Linked DNA regions of Homo sapiens: region 1 is linked to region 2. Evidence: read pairs that join two places in POLR2A ChIA-PET (ENCODE). Cell type or tissue: K562. All regions are shown on one strand.

The links. ChIA-PET counts read pairs that join two places held together with the same protein. Peaks named below come from ENCODE experiments on the same cell type or tissue, not always from the same donor. Only the 100,000 strongest peaks of a DNase experiment are listed, where the experiment ranks them.
Region 1: POLR2A ChIA-PET joins it to region 2 with 13 read pairs; 3 of 35 experiments call an interaction of 5 or more read pairs at or near these places.

What each region holds. Positions count from the first base shown.
Region 1 is chr19:28,534,552-28,537,051 of GRCh38, reverse strand. It overlaps the pseudogene LOC100420587. Among named protein-coding and RNA genes, the nearest start is that of ERVE-5, 71 kb to the left of the region's middle. In K562, no CTCF peak of the experiment used is centred here; a DNase peak (open chromatin) is centred at 1,521; H3K4me3 peaks cover 2,500 bases.
Region 2 is chr19:28,605,454-28,607,953 of GRCh38, reverse strand. ERVE-5 (endogenous retrovirus group E member 5) reads right to left here and starts at 1,266. Exons shown (of 4, transcript NR_135636.1): 1 at 850-1,266. All of the region lies in intron 1 of LOC124904681 (a long non-coding RNA gene), which reads left to right. It also overlaps the pseudogene LOC100420587. RefSeq lists an enhancer at 844-2,043. In K562, no CTCF peak of the experiment used is centred here; DNase peaks (open chromatin) are centred at 1,383, 2,183 and 2,437; H3K4me3 peaks cover 2,284 bases.

The DNA of each region.
Region 1 (2,500 bases), 71 kb after region 2:
CTTTAAAAACATTGAGACTTATTTTGTGTCCCAGCATATTGTATCTAAAATATATGTTTCATGTGCACATAAACAAGTTACATATTTATAGTGTATGGATGCAATGTTTATTGTTAACCCAGTAAAATTGGCTAATAATGTTATTCAAACAAATAGTTGTTTTTCTTAGGCTTGCTCTTTGTGTGGAATATTTATTTGCATCTTAGTACTCTCAAACAATCTGCAGTTTTATATATAAAGTATGCCTCTTATAGGTAGCATATGGTTGGATATTGCTTTTAATATCTAGTGTGACTATTACTGCATCTTAATAGGAATGTTTAGTACATTTACATTTAATGTAATTATTGGTATGGCTGGGTTTAAGTATATCTATCATATTGCTATTTGTTTTTTTAGTCATCCCAACTATTTTTTTCCTTTGTTCTTCCTTTCTTGCCGTCACATGGATTAATCAGATATTTTTAGTGTTTCATTTTAATTTATCCACTGATATTTAGCTTAACTTCATTGTATATTTTAGAGATTTTTCTAAGTATTTATATACACATATACTTACCATAGTCTACTTAGAGTACATACTGTGCCACTACTTATACAATGCAAGAAACTTCTAACAGTAAAACTACTCTCCTCTTACAGTCCTTTATGCTATCATTGTATATATTTTGTTATCTATCCACATAATAAATGATATAATACAATGTTATTCTTTCTGGTTTAATCAGTCAATTTTATAAATTCCCAGCCTGGGCGACAGAGAGAGACTCTATCTCAAAAAAAAAACAAAACAAAATTAGCATACAGTAGAATTGGCCCTTTTGGTATTGGTATACAGATGCATGCATATTAACACACGTATGTTGTTACTGTTATATTAACTGTTATAGTAATACTGTTATATATATACTGTTATATTAACTGTTATATTAACATATGTATGTTGTTAATATGCATGATTGGCCCTTTTGGTATATTGGTATACAGATACATGCATATTAACACATGTGTAAACACCACCATAGTCAGAATTCAGAATAGTTCTATCATCCCCAAAACTTTCCTGATTCTGTTCCATTGTAAGTCACACTCACCTCCATTCCGAATCCCTGACAATCAGTTATCTGTTTTCTATCACTGTAGTCTTTTGGAAACTGTTATATAAATGAAATCTGTAGTATCAACTTTGATTCTGGCCTCATTTACTGAGCATTCAGATTGCTACGTGTATCAATAGTTTGTTGCTTTTTAGTGCTAAGTAGTGTTTCATTGTGTGGATGTACTAAAGTTTGCTTATGTATTCACCTAAGGGTTTTAGGGATTTGGGGACTGAGCTAGGAAAAACATATGACAATGAGAGGCAGTAACACACAACTTTATTGAGTGGCAGTAAGACAGGGTTGCATGAGACAGTCTAATGAGACCACCAATGAGAAAGGGAATAAGGCAAGAGAACTCTGGAGGGAGGGTTGAATATGGGGCTTATGTATGTATCTCAAGGGTGTCTCACAGCAGCACAGCAGGAAGTCTTGGGTCAGGCAAACCAAAGGCAGCAGGAATTTTGGGTTTTATAACTGCAAGGCCCTATTTATCAGTAGGTAACAGCTGTTGGGTGAGGTTTCTTGGAGTATGCAAAGCAGGAAAGCTCTAAATAGCTAAAAATTTGCTTGTTCAGGCAATTTTATAAATAACTCGGTATGTACAAATTTGAGTTTGGTTTGGGCAGGATTTTGAGCTAACTGGTCTCAACCTACAATAAACATAGGGGCCAAAACACAGAGGCCATCTTTGGCTCATTTATGTAACCATTCATCCCTTGAAGAACATCTGGGTTGTTTCCAGTGGGCAATTATAAACAGAGCCTCTATCAACATTCCTGTACCAGTTTTAGAATGAACATAAATTTATATTTCTCTAAGTACTCAGGAGTAGAATTGACGTTCTGTCATATGGTAAGTGTGTGTTTCACTTTATAAGAAACTTGCTGTTTCCCAGAGTGGCTGAACCATTTTGCATTCCCACAGCAATGTTTGCAGTTCCAACTGTTCTGCATGGTCACTCTCACTTGACATTGTCGTTATTTTTATTTATGTGTGTAATTGCATTTCAACAAGGTTTTAATTTGCATTTTCATAATGACTAACGATGTTAAATATCTTTTCATGTGCTCATTTGCTCTCCTTAAATACTGTTTGGTAAAGTGTCTGTTCACCTCTTTTGCCCATTTTTTAATTTGGTTGTTTGCTTACTTATTGTTGAATTAAAAAATTTCCTTTTAGATTCTGAATGCAAGTCTTATGTTGGATATGTGATTTGCGCATATTTTCTCCCAATCTGTAGCCTTTCTTTTTACTCTCTTAGCAGTGTTGTTTCAGAGTTAAAGTTTTTAATTTTGATGTAGTCCAATTTGTCCAAAAATTAATTTTCAGTTTTTATATTTTGAAGGTTTGTTTTTAGCTTCCATATACATTTAGGGTTTTTATGTAATTCTTATAAATGA
Region 2 (2,500 bases):
GAAAGAGGGGGGCTACTGGCACCATTTCTTGCCATGAATTCTCTGATGTTGGGTCGGACAGGACTTTAGGAGCCAACTTCCCTTGGCGGGTGGAGCAGGATTCTTCCTTGGCTGTCTGTCCCTTTGCCATTAGTACTGCTGCTGCCTGTCCTCTTAACCACCATGGGGGGCCTAAAACCAGCTGTAACCAAGTGTCTATGTATGGAAACTGGGCTGGGTATCCTGGCTTACCAGTTACCTTGTGCCATACCTTTGAAACAAGGGACCTGTCTAGGCTTCCTTCTGATGGCCAACCCACTTCTAATGCTGGCCAATCTATCTCACACAAGGTCCTAAGTTTTCCTGGGGTCATATTAACCCCATAATCTCCATTAAAACCTTTTTTGAAATTCTTTAACATAGTTCCTAATGGAGTGGGCTTACTTTGCGTCTCACCCATCTCCACCACCCTCACCCCCGCCAGACAAAAACAATGCTCACAACACAAGAAGGGAAAGGGTAAAGGGGTCACTCACTTGCCTCGCCTGACACTGGCCACTTCCCTTGCGGGAATCTCAGATCCTCTTAGGCAGGCTGGTACCAGGCACCAGCACGAACCGCCACTTAGCTGTACGAGGTATCCTACGGAACTGCAGCTCAGGGCTCAACACTCACTTCGGACGGCAACCACTGTCTATCTGTTGCCCATCCCAAACAAGCATTCACTCACTTTCACTTTCCTTTTTTTCAAACAAGCCGAGCCAAATCAAAATCAAAACTGAGACCAAAGTGCCAATAAGGGCACACCATGGGTGATCAGGCCATGCTTCCACTCAAATGGGGTGGGTAAGTTCCTGGGACCGGTCCTACCATATTCCAGATGTCCGGACTCCACGTGCCAGTTCCTTCCCAGTGTTCAGCCCCTGTGTTGATCCTCCGTGGGGGCCTGCCATGCACCACTCTGATGAGGCATTCCACTGGGGCAAATGCCTACCCAGGAGCACTCTCAGGATCCACATTGCTCAAGCTGGCCGGAGTACCCCACAGGGATGCTCCGCAGGGCAAGGCTAAGCCGCCTAAGGGGCTGCCTCCACTGTCCCTTAATCACCTCACTTCCCGGTCAGGAAACCAAGAAATGTAGCAGGACAAGCCACAGACAAAACCCTTCAGACACCAGGTTAAAGAAGGAAGAGGCTTTATTCTGCTGGGAGCGTCGACAGACTTGCATCTCAAGAACCAAGCTCCCCGAAGAAAGAGTTCCTGGCCCTTTTAAGGGCTTACGACTCTAAGGGGTCCACGTGAAAGGGTCATGATAGATCCAGCAAGCATGGGGTACGTGACTAGGTGGGGGTGGTGAGCAATGCAAGTATTTCTTCATACCGTTGTCTGTGATCTATAGATAGCACAAGCGGTTTGGGTGGGGTTTAATCTTTAACCTACAGGCCTGGCCACTGGCGCCAATCAGTCTGTTATTTTTCGGTTTTTACTTCCTCCTTTTCTTTGGAGATGGGACAGTAGGAGAAATAGCCTCTCTTCTTAGTTCCTCTGTGGTCCTTGCCCACCCAGCACCCAGCTCTTTCTTTTCTTGGAACAGCACTGCCATGTCTCTTTGGCAAACTTTCCTCACTCACTAAGGAACATCTTGGTGAGATTGTCACCCTAGCATGGGCATATGACTCAAGCATGGACAATTGGACTCATTTTCTTGGGACTTTCAGTCTTGAGGGGAGAATGCTAGATAGCAAAACATCATACTAAAAAAAAAATGAAAAAATTGTAGAGAATGCAGAAAAGAATGGTTGCAGCGGGTTCTATTGTTGGAATGAATAAACTCTGAGAGAGTTGTCAACTATTTTCTACCACCCAATGCGCTGCACGGTTCCCATTCTAATTTTAACCTGCTCAGCTGATTCTTTAGTTAATATTAAGTAGAAAAAGAACTTGTTGGAAGGATAGCAAGTTGCTTAGAGCCAGTTTTCTTTGTTTGTAATCAAACAACCTTAATGGATACCGCCCTTAAAGAAGCACAGTTGTAGTGGCTGGAAGTAGAGTGTGCTTTACTATTTAACAACAAAAGCTGAAACCTTGCAGCCTCTGAGCCTAAGATCCCATTTAGTCAGAGAAAAATTCTGCAGCAAACCTCCTGAGATAACTCCCCGGAACAGGAAGATAACTTCGGAAGCTTAGTTTATTTCCATACAAATGGAATTTTAAGTCCTTATCAGGGTAACAGAAACAAAAAAGCATGTCATACAGACACATTTAGGGTAGCCTGGTTAATTCCTTCTTCTTTTGGAACAACTACATTATCAAGATGATGCTTCACTGCCTGTTAGACTCGCTTCTGCTTGGAAGCAGATGAATTGATTTTGAACTTCTTTTGTGATATGCTTAGTGCTTTGTCAGTAAAATTACTGTAATATCTTATGCTATCTGTCATATTCCCTTCTCGCAGCAGGAGCCATCTCCAGCCAGAAGGTTCTCTGGCCTACATTTTCAGAGTGTTCACAATGCAAGCTCA